Linked DNA regions of Mus musculus: all the other regions are linked to region 2. The links are chromatin loops, found by intact Hi-C in ENCODE. Cell type or tissue: heart. All regions are shown on one strand. Region 1 holds the start of Pfkl (phosphofructokinase, liver, B-type). Region 2 holds the start of Ilvbl (ilvB (bacterial acetolactate synthase)-like). Region 3 holds the start of Cstb (cystatin B). Region 4 holds the start of Pdxk (pyridoxal (pyridoxine, vitamin B6) kinase).

The links. A loop is a pair of places that touch in the nucleus more often than their neighbours do. Peaks named below come from ENCODE experiments on the same cell type or tissue, not always from the same donor. Only the 100,000 strongest peaks of a DNase experiment are listed, where the experiment ranks them.
Region 1: it touches region 2 in a loop (3-fold over the local background); 3 of 42 quality-filtered maps call a loop at or near these places.
Region 3: a loop joins it to region 2, with 2.0 times the contacts of the local background. A loop is called at or near these places in 3 of 42 quality-filtered maps.
Region 4: a loop joins it to region 2, with 2.4 times the contacts of the local background. A loop is called at or near these places in 7 of 42 quality-filtered maps.

The regions. Positions count from the first base shown.
Region 1 is chr10:78,007,455-78,012,454 of GRCm38, forward strand. It overlaps Pfkl (phosphofructokinase, liver, B-type), which reads right to left and starts at 2,353. Exons shown (of 22, transcript NM_008826.5): 1 at 2,145-2,353. The coding sequence starts at 2,229. In heart, a CTCF peak has its summit at 2,422; DNase peaks (open chromatin) are centred at 1,927, 2,357 and 3,247; H3K4me3 peaks cover 3,267 bases; H3K27ac peaks cover 3,226 bases.
Region 2 is chr10:78,572,108-78,577,107 of GRCm38, forward strand. It overlaps Ilvbl (ilvB (bacterial acetolactate synthase)-like), which reads left to right and starts at 2,884. Exons shown (of 15, transcript NM_001359302.1): 1 at 2,884-3,124; 2 at 4,475-4,676; 3 at 4,793-4,920. The coding sequence starts at 2,990. In heart, a CTCF peak has its summit at 2,380; DNase peaks (open chromatin) are centred at 2,344, 2,844 and 3,804; H3K4me3 peaks cover 2,154 bases; H3K27ac peaks cover 2,083 bases.
Region 3 is chr10:78,423,347-78,428,346 of GRCm38, forward strand. Cstb (cystatin B) reads left to right here and starts at 2,324. Exons shown (of 3, transcript NM_007793.3): 1 at 2,324-2,511; 2 at 3,581-3,682; 3 at 3,965-4,276. The coding sequence starts at 2,446. The coding sequence ends at 4,093. In heart, no CTCF peak of the experiment used is centred here; DNase peaks (open chromatin) are centred at 2,325 and 3,155; H3K4me3 peaks cover 1,779 bases; H3K27ac peaks cover 1,469 bases; H3K27me3 peaks cover 307 bases.
Region 4 is chr10:78,459,969-78,464,968 of GRCm38, forward strand. It overlaps Pdxk (pyridoxal (pyridoxine, vitamin B6) kinase), which reads right to left and starts at 4,980. Exons shown (of 11, transcript NM_172134.2): 1 at 4,793-4,980. The coding sequence starts at 4,879. In heart, a CTCF peak has its summit at 2,038; DNase peaks (open chromatin) are centred at 803, 1,051, 1,573 and 3,987; H3K4me3 peaks cover 1,086 bases; H3K27ac peaks cover 841 bases; H3K27me3 peaks cover 334 bases.

The DNA of each region.
Region 1 (5,000 bases), 560 kb before region 2:
AGGGAAGACAGAACCACAGAGCAATTTAGGTACTGGGAAGAGACGGGAAGGAACAGCCAGAGTGGACCAGGCTTCGATGTGACTGAGATTAGCCAGGCTGGTTTGTTGCAGTTGTTTGGTTAATTGGTTTTTTTGTTTTGCTTTTTTTTTTTTTTCTACCTGTGGTTCTTTTTAAACAAAGTCCTCCAGTCAAACAGACTTTGGTGAACAGCAGCCCTCCTCAGTTCCCTAACATGACTCTTGGCCAACAGGAAGGGAGAGACTTGGGTCTGAAAAGGATGGGTCTTCCTGCCTGGCTCAAAGGAAAAAAGAAACCTTTTCATAGGCCAGAGGCAGCGCACAGGTTAGGCCAAGGAGCTGGTTACCTCCAGCCAGGCCAGGACTGGGATCTAGGCCCGTGTTGCCTTCTCAAATGAGGACTGGTGTTCACATGTTCACTGCATGCAGATGGGGCTCCGTGAGCACACAGAAGGCATGAGGAGCCCAGCAGCTGACTGGGCACAGAAGAAAGCAGGGCCTGGGGAACACACCCACAGGCGCTTCCAGAATTCAGGCAACAGAAGGCTCCACTCTGTCCCATACCAGCTGCTGCCCCTTGCCCACTGATACTGACCCTACCCAAAGAGGACTCTGGGAAAACCTGTAGAGATCTTGCCCTGAAGCCAGAATGGAAATGTAAGCAGGTTTTGCCTACCCTCTCCTGACCAGGAAGGGCCTCCTGTCTCTGGTTCCTCCACCAGCCTCCAAAACAAATGTCTGTCACCCTGGTGGCCCTGGCCTGGCAGCTGCCTCTCACAGAAGGCAGCAGAAGTCCTCGCGCAGAGACCACTCAATATTACCATCCCTCAGACACTGGGGCCTCCCTTGCTCAGACAGGAGCCTGAGGTGGATAGCCTATCTATGCCTGCCAGAGGCAGGAGCCCTACAAATGGGACTCAGGACTCTGCTGGCCTCACTGAAATGCCTATCTAATGGGTGATGTGGGCCTAGTCAGGGCCTCTCTTGTGGTCCACTACCATGGGTGATTCTTCCACAGGTCCCCGGCCCAGTCTCAGTGACAGCACTGGGATGTACAAGCTGAAACAGCCCTGAAAAAGGGTATGCTGACTGCCAGCCTAGACCAGGCCCAGGGGACCCAACAGAGATTTGAGATTTCCAGCATTATGGGAGTCAGAGTGACATTTTTTCCTGCCTTCCTGGACTTGCAATCATGCTTGTAAGATGTATCTATCCTGTGTTGTTCCTACCGATCTCTTAGGTAAGGGCTGGGCAGTCAGGAACCCCGCTTAGGAGCATGTGTGTCTGTATTTCCTGAAATGTTTGGAAGGAAATGGCGAAGCTCAACTGCAGTGCTCAGGGAAGCCAAGCCCCTTGAAGCTCCACGTGTCTTCCTCAGCCCCCAACTGGGTAGTATTTCTTTTCAGCCGGACCCAACTAGAGCCACAGACTTCGCACATCAGCAGTCAGCCTGGAACCAGGCCACCAAGAGAGGGGCTGAGAAGAGGGCAGATCCTCCCAAGCCCAGACTTTTCCCTAGCCTTACCAGGCCGAGAAGAGGCTGTGCACCCTCAACTATTAGCCCTGTGGTGCTTGCCCTGTTACACCGGTAAAAAAATACCCCCGCTCCACGCCCTCTGTTCTCCACTTAAGTCTCCATCCAAGGGACAGGAAGCAGCCCAGGCAAAGGCGTGTGGGCAAGCCTGCCTCAGTCTCACCCCATCCCAGTACAGAGAAGGTAGGAATCACAGGCTGCACGGGGGAGGGTACAGGGTCCCTGATCCTTTCAAATTCCGGCCTGTGAAACTTGGCCGGCTGTGCTTCTCTTAGAGGTCCTGACACGTGTGGCCTAGAAAGGAATAGCCCGGTGCCCTAAGTCTGCGTGCTGCGCGGACACACCCCCAAACCGGGCGGACCTAGGCAGCGCGAGGGCGGGGCGTGCCAAGGCCCGTGGCCTGCAGCACGTACGCCAGCTACCCGGGGCGGAGCTTGGGGACAGGGACCTGAAGCCACGGTGCTCCACAGGAGATTGGCTGGCCAAGTACACCCCAGATCCCTAGGCGAGGGGCAGTGGACAAGCCCGAAGGGTTCCGAGGACAGGCAGAAACCCCAGATCCATCCCTAAACACGCCCCCGCGTCCCATCACCTTGCGCATCACCGCCGCTGGTCAGCACTCCAATGGCCTTGCCAGCCCCCGACATCCGCAGTTTCTCCAGGTCCACGGTAGCCATGGCGGCAGCGGAGACCAGGAGCCCAAGCTCCTCTCCCGCCGCTCTGCGTTCCGCGCCGCTGTCGCCTGTCCCCGCCCCGTGCGCCTGCCTGTGTACCCGGTTTGTCCCGCCCCGCCCCGGCTCCGCCCCCAGTATAACGTTTGACTGACAGGCTCGGGGACCTGGTCGCCCCTCTAGTGGCTGCTGGAGAAGGTAGCTGCGCTAAGAAAGGCGGAGCGCACGCCAGTCTACAAATGTCTGCGCAGCGGTTCCGGAACCCTGGTTCCCCAGGCCCGCCACCGAACTCCCCAGGTACCCAGCAGCTAGGATCAACGTCCTCACCAAATGAAGTTCACAACCTGAGCCTGACTGAAGTTTCTGGGCAAGTGGAGTTCATGCTACAGCAAGCTGATTTTACATCTGTCCAGGCGCTGTTAAAGGAAACCTGTAGCCAAGTCTCACGGGCATTTTAAATCCCACTTGGCCAGCATCCGGGGATGCAGGTGTGGCTTGGGTGAGAATTCCTAAGCCGCTCCTTGAGTTGATTTAGGCTTGCAACAGTCTCCTTCGAGCCGAAGTTAAAAAAAAAAAGGAAAAGGAAAAAAGCCAAACAAACAAAAAAAGGAGAAAGAAAGAAAGAAAGAAAGAAAGAAAGAAAGAAAGAAAGAAAGAAAGAAAGAAGGAAAGAGAGAGAGAAAGAAAGAAAGAAAGAAAGAAAGAGAGAAAGAAAAAGAGAAAGAAAGAAAGGGAGAAAGGGAGAAAGAGAGCAAAAGAAAACATAGGAAAGCTGCAGTTGTATCTGAGACGATAGCCACGATTCGTCCCATCGCGACTGCTGAATGTAGTTGGGGATTTGGAAAGAGAAACACTTAGCGTAGCATTTTTACTTCAGGGTGATTTGCTAAACCTGCCGCTTCTCTCAACTCTCACAGCTCCTGGTTCAGGCGAGTGGCCTTTGCCTGAGCACAAAGTGGGGAACCAGCCCCTCAGGATTGGTTAGAGGGATTCGAAGCTGGTGGAGCAATGGTCAGATCCAGGACTCTCAAGGAAAGCTACCCACAGTCCAGAGCGCTGGATCTGGGCTGCCATGGTAGGGCTGTCCTGCAGAGATGAGGGTACCCCATCTGACCCTGACAGTTTGTTGATTTTTGCCTGGTTTTGCTAAATTCTTTAAGAGCTATTTTTATTGTCTGGCAGTGGTGACACACGCTTTTAATCCCAGCATTCAGGAAGCAGAGACAGGCAGATCTTTGAAGGTCAGTTTGGTCGATAGAGCAAATTTCAGGACAGCCAAGGCTATACAAAGAAACCAAGAACAGGGATAAAAGGAATAAAGGAAAGAAGGAAGGGGCGGTCCGTTTAACTCAAATTCTAAGAACATAACAGGGCTTTTGTTGGTGGGGAGTGGGGAGGTGTTTTGGCTGGAGATATGGCTCAGAGGTTAAGAGCACTGGCTGCTTTTCCAGAAGTCCTGAGTTCTAGTCCTGACAACCACATGGTAGCTCACAATCATCTGTAATGGGATCTGGTGCCCTCTTCGGGTCTGTAGGCATACATACAGGCAGGCCATACACACAGTATACATAATAAATAAACCTAAAGAAAAAAAAGAAAAAATGTTTTACTGGATTGTAGGGGGGTTATAACTCCTGCATAAAAGGTTATAAGAGGGCTGATGAGATGGCTCAGTGGGTAAGAGCACCCGACTGCTCTTCCGAAGGTCCGAAGTTCAAATCCCAGCAACCACATAGTGGCTCACAACCACCCGTAATGAGATCTGATGCCCTCTTCTGGTGTGTCTGAGGACAGCTACAGTGTACTGACATATAATAAATAAGTAAATCTTTTTTTAAAAAAAAAAGGTTAGGAGAGAAAAACTTGCTGTAAACTCAAGTTTCAAAGTAGTTTATAGAAAATACTAGCTGGGCATGGTGGCACACGCTTTTAATCCCAGCACTCAGGAGGCAGAGGCAGACGGATTTCTGAGTTCAAGGCCAGCCTGGTCTACAAAATGAGTTCCAGGACAGCAAGGGCTATACAGAGAAACACTGTCTCAAAAAACCAAAAAAAAAAAAAAAAAAAAAAAAAAAAAAAAAGAAAAGAAAAGAAAAGAAAAGAAAATACTAATGTCTAATGTGGCTTACAATGGACTAGAAACATCAAAAAAGGAGCATAAAAGCTATATACTGGCTATAGAGCCCTCACAAGTAGCCGCTGCACCAACATTTTTGATCATCATTTTCCTGTCATCTTAGCACCTATGTGTATATACATGTGTGCCCTTCTGGATTCTGTTTGTTTGTTCTTTTTAAAAAAAAAAACTTATTTAATTTATATGAGCATACTGTAGCTGTCTTCAGACACACAAGAAGAGGGCATCAGATCTCATTACAGATGGTTGTGAGCCACCATGTGGTTGCTAGGAATTGAACTCAGGACCTCTGGAAGAGCAGTCAGTGCTCTTAACTATTGAGCCATCTATCTCCCTAGCCCTGTTTGTTCCTGAGACAGAGTCTCCATGTAGCCTTGGCTGGCCTGGAACTCAATGTGTTTACCAGGCTGCCTATGAACTCACAGAAATCCCCCGTCTCTGCAAAGGCATGTATCACCACTCCTGGCTCCCATTTATAGTCTTATTTTTGTTTTTGGTTTTTTCGAGACAGGGTTTCTCCGTATAGCCCTGGCTGTCCTGGAGCTCACTTTGTAGACACCAGGCTGGCCTCGAACTCAGAAATCAGCCTGCCTCTGCCTCCTGAGTGCTGGGATTAAAGGCGTGTGCCACCACGCCTGGC
Region 2 (5,000 bases):
ATGTGCATCCACACATGCGTCACACACACACACACACACACACACACACACACACACACGCTTGTGAAAATGGAGAAGGAAGAAGGAGACAGACAGGAAGCCTTTACTTACCTGGGTTTTTAACAAACAGAAACATTCTTGAGTAAAGCCTAAGTAACAGTGAATGGAGAGGCAGGGGCTACACAGGGCCATATTTCTTCAGTCTGATCCTTCGAGGGCTCTTTCCTCAGCTCTCTGTCCCACTTCCACCTTTGGGAGTGTTTTTCCTTTGTTAATAATCTGCCTCTATTTCTATTTCTAGTTAAAAGTCCCTGGAATAGTTATTTTGCCCCAGGACATAAAAGCCCGGGATTATATGCTATCTGAGCTCAACTTCATGGCCTAGCACTCCTAAGCATGTGCCTGACACTCTGGGCCTCCTCACTGTTTCTCTGACCTCCATGACTAACTTAAAGGACAAGACTCCTTCTTCATTTCCTCTGGCAGGATTTTCAGCTTGCCCCTACTATTTTTTTCTCCCAAACTCTTAATAAAAATGTCTTTGGGATTCTTTCTGACTCATTTTATTAATGGGACTAAGGACCCCCAAGAAGATACTAAGTAACAAGTCTGACAGCCTCTTCTTTAGGGTTAAATGAATTAAGTGAAGAAATGTGCCAGGAAAGGCTGTGTGCTGACACAGAGTAACTAGTTCATTCTTTGTCTCTGTCCGTCTCTTGGTGTCTGTGTGTTTCTGTCTCTGTCTCAATCTCTCTGTTACTGAGGATAGAATCCAGGACCTTATAAATAAGAAGTAAGGGCTTCGCCACTAACTACATCACCAGCCCAAATACTATCTTTTTATTGGCCCTGGAAATGTAATTGAACCTAAAAGCCCCTTTCAGGAAGTATGTGGTTGATCCTTTTAATTAAGGGCTCTCACTAATAGGGCCGGGGAGGAGTGGCTCCCTGTACTGCTCCTAGAAAGAGAATGGAGTTAGGAGACAGAAGGGAGTAGGGCCAATTTGGAGATAGATGGAGTAATCCAAAACAATTCTTTTCTTAATTTTTATTTATTCACGTTACATCGAGGTTGAAGCCCTGCCCCTAGTCCCACCCTCACAAGTCCCCCCCCCCCCCATCCCCTCCTCTCCTCCTTAGAGAAGGGGAAGCTTCCCTTGGGTACCAGCCCAGCCTGGGACATCAAGTCATTATAGGACTAAGCATGGTCTCTCCCACAGAATCCCGACTAGGCAGACCAGCTGGGGGAAGGGGATCCAATGGCAGGCAGAGTCAGAGACAGCCAGCCCCTGCTCCAATTGTTAGGAGACTCACAAGAAGACCAAGCTGCACATCTGCTATAAATGGGTAGAGAATCTAGGTCCAGCCCCTGCACTCTCCCAAAACAACTCTTATGGAATGGCAGGGAAAAGCCTACCTTGTTTGATTCAAGACGAAATTGGAGGCATGCTCACAGCCAGTAAGCATAAATAATTCATACGGTAGTTTGGCTAAAAATAGTTGAGTAGGTTTTTGTGGGTACCCATGGCTTTGCCTGTGCTAGGCAAATGTTCCATCACAGAACTTAATCAGAGACCATAGTTGCTGAGAAGGGATGGCTGAACGATCAGCTTTAAACAGGGCATTTATACCATGGCTTGCAAAGGTCAGGGAACACCAAGGAAGAGGAAGTGGAAAGAATATAAGAGCCAAAAGATGGGGAGAAAGGCTGTGGAATGCTATCTTGTGGACATGACACAGCTGAAGCGATTGTGATTTTTGGTTGGTCTCTATGCACTCCTGCTTGTCCTGGAACTCACTATGGAGAAGAGCCTGGTCTTGAACTCGGAATGGTGGGAATAAAAGCACATACTATTACACTGGTTTACATTGTTAAATATCCATTGTTCAGGCTTCAACAAATAGCTCAAAACTCTTGGTTACACAGATGGTCCTGATTAAAAGCCAGTCAAAGAAAAAGACATAAATTGGAGAAAGGGATTTGTAAGACAGATCGGAGTTTGTAAAAGGTCCCCAGATGCTGGAAACCTGGAAAATGACTGAACCGGCCTGGCACCAAACACTAGGGAGTTCTCTAAACATCCTGCAAAGCCTCACAGTGGTCCAGGAAGGGGAGGGGCTTGCATATGTTGCGGTCGGGAATGCGGGTTCTGGGGAGCTCGGGTGGGGGGTGTGTCACAGTCCACGCCCGTGGAACGTGCCGCGAGATGGTTCTCGCGGGTGTGGAAGGCGCGGTGTAATGTTAGCCAATTAGAGGCGAGAGAGAGAAGCGACCAATGATAAACGTCTCTTTCGGATAGCTTTTTCAGCGAGACTCCAGTTTGGCGCACGCGCGTCTCGTTGAACTACGGGGCGCTGCAGAGCCAAGTGGGCAAAAGGGGCACCACTCCACACTCCCCAGTCACGTGACCCAGAAGCGGCAGAGTTCCACTGCAGTCAGGGACCTTTCCTATAGGCAAAGGTCATAGGGCCTTGTTTGGGGATGGGTGGAAGGGAGTTCTATGTAGTGGAGCTGAAGGCGCATCCTATTGAAAAGTGACCTCGGCTGAAGGCCAAAGGTCAAGAGTCTGGTGTGTGTGGGGAGGGTGGGGGAGCGTACCCTAGGCTGCGCGATCCGATGGGGGTGTGGCCTTACGACTCAATGATGTAAGCGCGAGGCGGGCTCTCCGCTGAGCCCCAGTCCAGCGTTGAGGAGGGTGGGTTCTGCATGGGCTCGTTAACAGATAGGTAAGTAGGAATTTCAACCTTGTTTCGGTGCTACTGCGATCGCCTTGACCTGCTGTGGCCTACTTTTAGTTTGAAGGTGGTGACGTCAGGGGGCGGACTTAGCCTCACTGGGGCGTGGCTTTAAGTCCAGTCTAGATGCGTCTGTGGGCGTGGCCTGGCAGGTCGGGGAGGTGTGGCCCAGGTCCGGCGGACGATCCTGCTTCCGGATTAGATTATAGTACTAAGATTCTGGCTCTGTGCTTTCTTACTTAGGTTCTGCCTCATGGAAACTTCTGCGGCCGCTGCATCTGCGGGAGGCTTCTTCCCCTCCTTCCTGCTCCTGGCGTTTGGGACGCTGGTGGCTGCCGTGCTGGGCGTCGCTCACAGACTGGGGCTCTTCTATCAGCTGATGCACAAGGTGCTTAGGGTAGAAGGAGGGCTAGGGGTAGGAGGAAGGCACTAAAGGTGTTTCTCCAGCTCATCCACTGTGCAGGTGTGGAAAGCGAGTCCCAGCTAGTCTAGAAGTGGCTGGTTGGGAGATTCTTTACAGAGCTCTGTCCCTTTGCCAAACTGTATATGGGCCTGGACTTTGTAACTAGTACGAGATAATGGGGAAATTGTCGTTGTCTGGACAGCACACATTCTCCGCCTACCTCCATACCCAGGGGCCTGAGTCATTTTAACAGAGCAGGCCTTTTAAACATAGTGAGATTGGTGGGCTGAAGGTAGGCAGGGGAGGGAATGGGCTCTGATAGTAAGCCCTTCTGAGGAACTGTCTTAGCATATTTCGTACCATCTTCACCAAAGTAAGTGCTATAATTTCTGTCCTTGTGCCCACAAGAGGCAAATGATCTACAGAGAAGTTTAGTATTTTCTCTAGATGACAGATTTGGGAAAAGCTGACCCCACAAGTCATACTTATAAACCACTTGTTCCATTCTGAGAAATTCTTGCCCTTACCCAGTCCCTTTTCTTCTAGACAGGGACAGTGCCACTGACCTTGAAGTATGTAGGGATCGTGAAGCTACTGAGGCTTGGATGCTCAGGGTAGTCTGTGCCAGGAGTCACTTCCGTGCTAGGCATATGGCTGCTGGCAGCATGTCAGCTGGACCTGTGCCTCACTAGCAGAGGGAGGCAATAGGCTGGATGGAGTTAGCACTCCAAGTGCCAGGCCCTGCAGGGATACTAGGAAGCAGGCACACATCTAAGCCAGGGGCCTTCTGCCTCTTGCCAGGCTCTCCTGGATTCTCTGTAGATTTAACCTCTATCTCCTTTCTTCTCAACTGGCCCAGTATCTCTGGAGCAGGCATTATAATCTCCAGAGCCACTTAAGAACATAGGCTTTATCTCAGTCTGCTACTTGGTAGGCTGGGGAGAGATGGTCACAAATTCAAGCCCTGCCTAAGCTACATAAGGAGTTCAAAGCCTCGTGAGACCTTGTCCTAGTAAAAGCTGATGATATAGCTCAGTGGTTAGAGTGCTTGTCTAACACTATCTATGCCCAGGGTTCAATCCTCAGTACAGTTTCAAAAAGAACATTTCTTCTGTTGGAGTCTATCACTTGGGCAAGTCTTGGCATTTTTAGCTGTAGGACAAAGAGAACAATAAATTTGCTAAGTCAGTGTACCCTTCTCTGAATTGGATTTAAAGTGGTATGTCTCTAACCAGAATCTAAGTTCGTCTGTCTTCTGACCTTACCCCTGCCTGTTCTTGTACCTGCTCCTGGGCTGGCCTCTGACTGTCTTGTTCCTCATCTCCTTTGACCCAGGTGGACAAGACAAGCATCCGGCATGGTGGAGAGAGTGTCGCAGCTGTGCTCCGAGCCCATGGTGTACGCTTTGTCTTCACATTGGTCGGTGGGCACATTTCCCCACTGCTGGTGGCCTGTGAGAAGCTGGGTATCCGAGTGGTAGACACACGCCACGAGGTCACTGCTGTCTTTGCTGCTGATGCTGTGGCCCGCCTGACTGGTAAGGACCAGGGACTAGCAGGACAGTGACATGGCCCCTGTGAATGAGAGGCAGGGGGTTTGGGGTAGGACGATGTTTGGGAGGATGGCATGGTTGTCACCAGCTCTTTCTTTCAGGGACAGTGGGTGTGGCAGCAGTGACAGCCGGTCCTGGCCTCACCAACACTGTGACTGCAGTGAAGAATGCACAAGTGGCACAGTCCCCAGTCCTGCTTTTGGGTGGAGCTGCCAGCACCCTGCTGCAGGTGCCTAGTCCTTAAGGGTAGGTGGGGTCCCCAAGACGGCTTCTCAAGCTTATCTGATAACTGTCCCTTGCCTTCTCTGC
Region 3 (5,000 bases), 150 kb before region 2:
CATCACCATTCCAAAAGGGATAAAGGCAAGCACAGGAAGGGAATACTGGACCAAAGCAAGACTAAAACCAGCTGGGCAAAGTCCAAGCTCTGCATCTCCAAGTCTGACGCCAAAGTGCTCTTCAGATTTCCAACTCTTTCAGCTGTGTTGGCTGCAGCATTCCTCTCTCTCCTGGGCTGGCTCCACTCCCTGTTAGCAGCTTTCCTCAACAGCTATCCCTCGGCTCTGGTATCTCCAATATCTTGGTTTCTCCAAGGCAATCCAGGCTTCATAGCTTCACGTGATGGCCTCTATAGGCCTCCACCCATGACAATACCTGGCCTCAGCAGCTTCCCTTGACCTCAGAGGGAGATTCCATAACCCCTGTCTTCTATCCTTGCCTCTAAAGCCAGAACCATGTGACCGAAGCTGCCAAGTTCTGCTGCTTGCTGAGGCTGGGAACTGACCCCCTGCTTTCCTTCACTGCCTGAGCTTGGTTGTCCTGAAACTTGATCTGAAGACAAAACTGGCTTCACACAACTGCTGGGATTAAAGGCATGCACCGCCACACCTGGCTCTAAACTTTCTTTTAATTCCTTTTCACAGGCTGAAAGCTTAGCTGGGCAGACTCTTGCCCTGAAGTCACCATTCCCTTTATGTAAACATTTGGCTTTTCTGTTACCTGTTTAACTCCTTAAAAAACAGGATTTAGCTCCTTTCCACTTCCTGGTGCCCCCTTTTCTGTACATTTTGTATTTTTTACTTCCTCAGCTTGCTCCTTTTCATTATAGATCTTCATAAGAGTGACCACTAACAACCACACAAGAGAGTCGATACTGGGCCATTTTGAAATTTCCTCTGCCAGCTCAACTAATCCCAAAGACTTAAATTTAGCCTCACGAAGACTTTTTAGACAAGAGCAAAAAAGCAACCACGTTCTTAGCCAAAGCTCGAGAACAGTCTGTAGGCCACATACAAATAGTTTTGTCCTCTGAAACCTCTTGAACCAGACCCCCAAAGCTCACATCACCTTCATCACCACTGTCTTCCATATTCCTACTACTATGGCCCTATGAACTATTAAGTGATCAATTGCTTTTCTAACCCAAAATCCACATTCCTCCAAACAAAAGCATGGCCAGGCCTAATCCCAGCAATACTCCAGTGTCTGGTACTAACTTCTGTTTTAGTTTGGGTTGACTGCCACCACCACAAGTCTCCATGTATGTCTGGGCACCACTTGCATCCCTAGTGCCCATTGAGGCCAGGGGGTGGAGAAATAGGATCCCATGGAACTGGAGTTGTGAGCTAGTATGTGGGAGCTGAGAATTGAACTCAGGTCCTCTGGAAGAGCAGCCAGTTTTCTTAACTGCTGAGCCATCTCTCCAGCCCCTCACTTGGCTCTTTGACTGGGTTCCAAATATCAAATTCAGGCTGTCGCACTTCCGTGGCAAGCCCCTTACCATGAGCTACCTCTGCACCCCCAAATTATTTTTTTTAAGCCAAGGTCTCACTGCATAGTCAGGTTAGCTTAGCCTCTCAAGTGCCAGGATTGCAGGTGTATACCATCATGTCCTGCTATCCAACTGTGACAGTTTTGCAAACGGAAACTCGGGTTTGAAGGTCACTCAAGTAAGAGCACTGACAGAGGGCATATCCGGGGTCCTCATGGTTCCCAGCCTGTGTTGGGTGTGTGAGAATAGAGTCTCACCCAGAATAGACCACCTACCCAGCTCTGTGGGGCTGGGGCTGGGATCCCCAAGCCCCGCCTACCGCCTGACAAGGCCATGTCATTCAAAAAGAATGGAATTCCCAGATAAGCTCTTATTTCATGGGGTTATCCGGACCCAAAAACTAAGTCCACGTTGGGGAGGGGAGGAAAGGATGGGGCCAGGGGTCAAGGAACAGGGATCTGAGACTTCTAGGTCCTCAATCATCTATTTCTGTATCCACTCTATGGAAGGAGGGATAGGGACCCATCAAGACCCCCACTTAATAGTCACAGGACAAGGGGAAATTGAGATGTCCAGGGCTGTACTTCGTGTCCACCTACTCCATGGAAAGACTAGGACCCCTTCTCACATCTCTGCATCCTGTGAGGACCCGGAAGCCCCTAAGCCGGGTCAGAGATACTCCTACAATCACTTCACGACCATTGAGGGGCAATCAGGACTCCCAGCCTCCAAACCCTTCTTAGCGTCCGTTCAGGGAAAGGACGTGAAGCACCCACCATGCCTCACCCTCCGCCCACGCCCAGCCTGGGTCTCCTGACTCTGCCTGGAACGGAGGGTGGTGACAGTAAAGAGAGCGAGCGAGAGGGTGCGGCGCCCCGCCCCGTCGCTCTGTCACGTGCTACGGGTCCGGGGGGGCGGAGCCAAGCCAGGTTTTTCTAGGGTCCAGGCACCCAGGTCTCCTAGTTGGATCTGTCTTCAGCTTCTCCGTGCTACCCCGACTACTGCTGCCAAGATGATGTGTGGCGCGCCATCTGCCACAATGCCAGCCACGGCCGAGACGCAGGAGGTCGCCGACCAGGTGAGGCTGGGCCCAGGTCAGGCCAGTCTGAGCCAGGCCTGCGGAGACCCGGCGGCCTCAGGGACCGGCCTGCCCAGACTGGTCAGGTCCTGCAGCGGGTTTCCGGGGCGGCCACAAGTGTGACTGGGAGCTGGGGGCTCTGGATCTGGTTGGAAGATTCAGGGCCGGGAACTGGGGCGAGTCTTCTGCCGCTTGCATACAAGAGGGCCACTCACCTATTAGGGAACTAGCCCCGGGATCGGTGGAGGGATCCGGTGGTCCCAGAGAATTCAGGAAGGCAGCTGTTAGAACCTAGACGGCACCTTTTTGACTTACACCCAGGCCTAAACAAGAGAAAGCCAGACTGGGCTACTGTGCTTGTCTCCTCAAAAGAAAGAGCTAGGACTGTTTAGCTCAGTGGCAGGAATTCAACTGATACCACCACCACCATCACCAACACCGCCCCTCAGGGAAAAAAAAAAGGATCAAAACCAGAAGTTGTAGAACTTGCTTGTGCCTAGTCTGAAACGAGGGGGTGGACCTTGGGCCTGGGCTGCCCTTCCTGTGACTGTTAGCAGAGCAGAGATTCAGTACAAGGTAGGGGGAGGTTCAGGGTATTAGCAAGAGAAGAAAAGTTAAACAAATCCTCTCTTCAGCTCTCCTGCCACGCCCCAAGCCCAGGACCCTGTCCACTAAGCCTAGCTGATCTTGGGAGGTGTTTGCTCTGACTGAAGTGGCCAAGAAGGAGTGAGTCAGCTCCATGAGACCCTAGAAATGAGGAAATGTTACAGACACACTGGCCAGGCAAGGGAACCTTGGCCACGTGCCACATCAGCACTCAGGAGGCAGAGACAGGCGAGTCTCTCTGAATTTGAAGCCAGCCCAGTTTGCTTAGTTCCATGCCAGCCATAGCTACATAGTGAGACCCTGTCCCCCCCCCCCCCAAAAAAAAGGAGCTGTGTTGTTCTTTATCAGTGGGGCCAACAGTTTACCATGTCCCCCGGAATGAGGAGTATTGAAGGCTGGCAGTGTGTGTGTGTGGGGGCACCTGTGCATGAATCTAAGTCCTTCCTTCTCACCCACCATCCAGGTGAAGTCCCAGCTTGAATCGAAAGAAAATCAGAAGTTTGATGTCTTTAAAGCCATATCCTTCAAGAGACAGATAGTGGCTGGCACCAACCTCTTCATCAAGGTGGGTACTGATAGTAGCTTGGCATGAACTGGGGACATAGTCTCAGAGTAGAGCAGAGTGTCCTGCAACTTCCTGCAGAGAACCCCTTAAGGGGACATGTACATGTTCTGAGAGGATGAATTTGGGGTGTTAGGGTTCCCGGCCTTAAAGGAGGAGACAAGGGTTATCACTGGCTAAGTTAGTGGCTGGTGGCCTGTTCTGGCTCAGTTTCTAAGGCTGGGTTAAGCCTGGAACTGGAACCTTACCTTTCACTCACATGTCTGTCTGTCTGTCTTCCTCCAGGTTGATGTTGGTGGAGATAAATGCGTGCACTTGAGGGTGTTTCAACCCCTCCCCCATGAAAACAAGCCTTTGACCCTGTCTTCCTATCAGACCAACAAAGAAAGGCACGATGAGCTCTCCTACTTCTGATTCGGGGCTCCTTTGCACCTGTGTTTGGGACCACGTAGTAAAACCCCCCTCGGTGATGGAGAGAAGGGAGTTGAGCAGCTTCTGTTGTGATTCTCAAACTGCGTTGTATTTTGCATCCTTCCAAATAATTATTTTCAGAAAACTGTATATGATCTCTCTAAATATATATTTTTAGAGACTATATGAATTGTGTCCTTAGTTTTAATTTTTTTCCCCTTTGTTTGAAAAATCACAGTCACACCAGGCAGTGGTGGCTCATGCCTTTAATCCCAGTACTCAGGAGGTTAAGGCCAGACTGGTCGGTCTACTGAGTGAGTTCCAGGACACCCAGGGCTACACGGAGAAACCCTGTCTCCAAACAAACAAATCACAGTTATAATGTAGCTATACCAAGAAAAGGCAAGTGATGTGTTTATTTTACTTCTACATTTATTTACGGGCGGATATGCTCATGAGCATATACGTTCATGCCGCGGTGCACATTGGAGGTCCGAGGACAACCTGCTGGAGGTGAGTCTCTCCTTCCACCATATTGCTTCCTGGGATTGAACTCAGGTCATGAGGAATGACAGCAAGTGTCTTTAGCCACTGAACCGTTCATAAACTGGTATCAGGCTCTGGTGTAATGCCCAGCATCGCAAAAACACAGTGATTCATTATTGTGGGGGCTTTTGGGGGATCTCGCTTTAGGTTTAAGAATAAAGACATGAAGACGTGGAGCTTCAGCCACAAGCTCTTTATTCATCATCCAATCTGAGCCAATCAGCAGCTAGACTACGCTCCGCCCTGTTGCCCATTGGCCAGACTGGGGATCGCGTGACTTCCACCAAGGCAGTTTGCGGTTTTTTTTCTTTTTGGGCAGGTGAGGAAGCCCGATTTACATATCCTGGCGCTGCCAACACAGCAA
Region 4 (5,000 bases), 110 kb before region 2:
TATACACATATACACATACACAAGTATACACACCCCCTGAGATAATAAAGCTTCCCTCTTGCAGCAGGAAGTGGGTTGGAGGTATACCTGGGAGTATTTACTCATGTATGGGAAGGGTCCTGGGCTCTATCCCCGGCAGTATTTAACAAGGGTATTGGGAAGCTGGGCATGGTGGCACACATCATGAATCCCCACACTAGTGGTTGATGATCTGTCACTTCCAGGCCAGCCAGGCCTCCAAGATGAGACATTGTTTTAAAAGGGAGGGGACAGAGGATTAGGGCAGAGCTCAGTCTAGCTAGTTAACACTCCCGAGGCCCTGGGCTCAGCCCTCAGAACCACAGAAAACTAGGAAGCAAGACAAGGTGGTGCCTGGTAGATGGGAGCAGGCAACAAGATACACTTGATTTCACCCTTCCCTTCCCTGCCCACCTACAGACTAGAGCCAAAACGGCAGGAAATCCCCTCTTTCCAGGCGCTCCACTGAGGCAGAGCCGAGTGAGAAAGGGGGAGGGACAGGAGACCAGGAGACCAGGAGTCTGTCCCCACTGTCCCTTTACCCTCTCCCTTCTCTGCAAACTTTGAACTATTCCACCTGGTAGCCACCTTCTGTGGCTCTGGTCACATGAAACCCTTGGCCATTATAGCCTGGCCCCGGGCCAGAAGCAGAAATGAAAACGGTGTGTGTGTGTGTGTGTGTGTGTGTGTGTGTGTGTGTGTGTAGGGGTGGGGCAAGGTTTTGCTGCCTCCTTGGAGAGTTTGTTTATCCTGGCTGCCTGTGGGGTACCGGAAGGGTGAGCCTGGGAGACTCTGCAGGGAGCTTTGGGGAGCCAGGGCTGATGGTGGGGGGGGGGGGGGCACAGTCTGTGACACACGGCAGAAGCTAGAGGCAGCTCCCCAGCCACAGGCAGAAGCCAGGCCCAGAACCAGGGACTCTAGCTAGAAGTCCTGGTACTAGTTCATCAACAGCTTGGTGCAGGGGAAGCCCAGAAACATCTGGTATGAATGGACAGCCACCTGATGGTGCAACCTGTAGACACCTGGGTCAGTCCCAGGGGGGACTCCTCTGCCTAGAGGTCCTCTAGGATTAGCACTGGGACAAACTTCAGGGTCCCAGCCCAAGGCTACATTCTCCATCTTCCCTCCACCCCACCCCACCCCCTTTTTTTTCCGAGACAGGGTTTTTCTCTATAGCCCTGGCTGTCCTGGAACCCACTCTGTAGACCAGGCTGGCTCCAACTCAGAAATCCGCCTGCCTCTGCCTCCCAAGTGCTAGGATTAAAGGCGTGTGCCACCACTGCCTGGCTATCCTCTCTCTTGCTCTGCTTCCCCATATTCAGTAATGTGAATGAGATCTGCACTCCAGGTTGTACAGTAAGAATATATACACCCTGCCTCCACTAGCACAGCTCTGGACCCAGGGGTGTTCCTCTTGAAATAGCTCCTCAAAGACTGGAGAGTGCTGGCCCCAGGCCACCATAGACACTGCCAGTGCCAGCCCCACTGTGCTCACTGAGCCTCTCCATGTTGGAGTGTCCTCCATCTCTACTTTCCCCTGTCCAGGGCTGCACAGAGGTGTGGTGAACTGCCAAGAGTCCACATGGACCAGGATGGAGTCCCTAGGTCAGTAAGCACCTCTCAAGACCCCTCCCCTGACCCTTACCTGCTGCAAAACCCTGGAGAGAAGGCCCTGTACCCTCAATGGGCAGCGTGTAGTAGAGCATGCCCTAGATGTGGGGGGCTGCAGGTGAGCCGACCCTGAGGGTATGACCACAGCAAAGCTAGTCCTGACTTGTCTGCTGGGCAGTGGCTGGGATAAGGAAAGAGATGCTGTGGTGGTATGAATACATCTGGTCCCCAGGGACTCATGTGTATCAATGCTTGGCACACAGGAGGTGGCACTATTAGGAGGTGTGGCCTTTTTTGGACGGAATAGATGTGGCCTCGTTGGAGCAGAGCAAATGTGTCACTGTGTAGATGGGCTTTGAGGTCTGTTCAAGCTCCACCAAGTGCAGAAGAGCACCTCCCCCTGGCTGCCGGAGGAATAACTTCTGCTACCTTTGGATCAAGATGTAGAACTCTTGGCTCCGCCAGTACCATGTCTGCTTGCAAGCTGCCATGCTTCCTCCCATGATAATGGACTGAACCTCTGAAACTGTATGTAAGCCAGCCTCAATGAAATGTTTTCTAAGGGTTGCCTTGGTCATGTCCCTTTACAGCAACGAAACCCTAAGACAGATGCCCTCCTACCATCCCTTGTCCCTTGCCACCTATGGCAGGAGGGAGAGCTGATCCCAGGGTCATGAAAGTAAAAGAACTGGCCCTGTCTCTCACAGGCTGTAACACTCAGGAGAGTGGGCCCTGCACCTTGCCTGGGCAGCATGATAGAGCTGGCTCTGGTTACAAGGGTTGCAGGTGAGCCATCCCCAGTGCCTGAGAGCAGAAGAGCTAGCCACACCCCTCATTTGCTCCACTCCAGGAGAGAGCCAGCCCTGCATCTCTCCTGGACAGCACAACAGAGCCATAGCTGAAGGCAGGAGAGCCCTCCTCCTTGCTGGCTGCTCTGTTGGATGGGTCAGCTAGGGCAGGGAAAAATAGCTCACCTCCGTGGTGTGGGTATAGTGGGCTGACCAGCTCAGGTACCTCTCAGGCCCAGATCCAGGGCTTTGAATTGGCCCACCTTAGCATCTACCCCATCCATGAGCTGCTGGAGTGTGTGATGGAGCCGGTCCCATAGATCAAAACTACAGGATCTCTATGACACAGGGCAACAATGGGGAATCTGAGGGGAGTCCCAGTGTGGTTTCAGTATGGATGGTGTAGCAGAGGCCCTCCCTGTACCTGACAGACTCATTGCAATGAACGTTTACAAGCAAAGTCGGTGTGGACATAAGGATACACTGTGGGACTCACTACAGCTTCCACAACGAGATTGTTTGCCCTTCTTTTTTTCCACTGTTGGGGGGAGGGAGGTTGAAAGGGTGGGTACAGGGGGAGAGATGAGTGGGATTGGGGAGCATGATGAGAAATTCAATAAAAAGGGAGGAGGAATGAGAGAAGGGGAAGGGATCCCCTCCCTTGAGCAGTTGGAACCCCATATCTTCAACCTGAATAAGGACACTGAGCCCTTGGTGCAGTCTAGAGGACAGAGGACCAGGGGACCCAGGGACAGTGTGCTGGGTGAAGGAAGAGTACCAGCAAGTGGAAGAGGCAAGCAACGCAGGACACGGGGTCTCAGAAGCCGGCACACCTCTGCCCAAGGTGAGGGAACTGCATGAAGCTCAGCCTGGCCCCGCCCTCCCTGGCTGTCCCTCCTTCAGGACTCTGCCCCTTTGCTCCTTAGTACAGTCTTTTTTTGAGAAAGGGTTTCTCTGTGTAGCCCTGGCTGTCCTGGAACTCACTCTGTAGACCAGGTTGGCCTTGAACTCAGAAATCCGCCTGTCTTTGACTCCCAAGTGCTGGGATTAAAGGCATGTGCCACCACACCCGGCTCCTTAGTACAGTCTTACTTCAATGACCTTGTTACCCCAATCCTGGCCCCTTAAGCTAGAGAGCAAAGGTAAAGAGCATGAAGCACCAGACCAGTGCATTCTGGATAGAACAAGAATGCCTACACTAGACCGTGTGGGTGAAGCACTGTTTATCAACCAACAGGCGCTCAAACACTCAGCAACTGCCCTTGCCTACAGACTTTGATCTCCTATGCTGTATAATAACAATCAATTGCTCTATTTGTCTGGCAAGCAAGCCTGATTCAGGACAGTCCTCTATTGTCCTTAAATGCAGTTCCAGCCACCTGTTTTCCTTCCAAGTCCTTCTTTCAGGTCCATGGTAGCCAGAGGCTACACCCTAACATCTCCCAGGAATCAGTTTAATGGCTAGACATGAGCGGAAGGGGAACGGGGACCTGCCACCCTGCTCAGTGACCAGCCAAAAAAGATACATTGCAAGAGGCCACCACCTGGTTGCCCAGGCCAGCCCAATCTTCCTGCTGGACCGGCCAGGCAAGGAAGCTCCAGTCAGCTGATATTGCCTATGACCCCTATTCTAATGCCCATGACAACCTGGTTCCCTCCAAGGGCAACCAGTCACAAGCAGGAAGCACCACCTGCCAGAAATGATCAGAGATAGCCTCATTCATCACACATCTCACAGGAGATAGGATCTGGGAAGAAAAGGCTACAGCCCTTCTAACAGGTTGCTTCCAAAGCCAAACTCAGCAAACTATGCTGTCTTTTAGGAATAAAAGCAAGCACGCGGGAGGTGCAGAGTTCCAGCCCCATCTCTGCGGGTGACAGACCACCCTAAGAGTGTTCAGACCCAAGCGTGGGCCCAGCTTCCTCCTTGGTCCAAGTTCATAGAATGGGTAGAAGCAGAACGTGGATGTCTGCAGAGAGCGAGCAATCACTAGCCAATGTGTCTACCAAGAGGCTCTCCGCGCTCCCAAAGGAAAGGATTCTCCCAGCTCAGCATTTTAACGCTTCGGGAAGCCCCTGCCCACTGTTGGTCAGGCAGACGGAAGCAACAGGGACCCTCAGGCGCTACCGTGTGCGCCACAGCCGGGCAGGGGGCTTCGTGCCACCTGCACCACCCCGCTGTAAGCTCCCCAGGGTAGTCCACGCCCCCGGCCTGCCTGCGCCAGGATCTGCCCTCAGCGCGCCCAGCGCTCAATAGGGACCCAAAAGGATGGCCACAGGGGGCCAAGGTCATTAGTCGGAAAAGGCCACGCAGCGAACCCGTAGACCCGCAAGTGAGCAGCCCGGCCCGGTTACATAAGCAGTGGAGCGCATACCTGCAGAGGGAACATGGCCGCTCTGTTACCCACGTAGCCACGGACAACATGGCTCTGGATGGAGAGCACCCGGCATTCGCCCTCCATGCCGGGAAAGCTGTAGTGGCGCGTGGTCCAGGTGGTGTCACAGGCTGGGGTTGCTCAGGCCGCTCGCTCGGATTCTGCTCCGAGCGCTTTAAGCACGCGCAGTCGCTAGGCTTGGACGCGC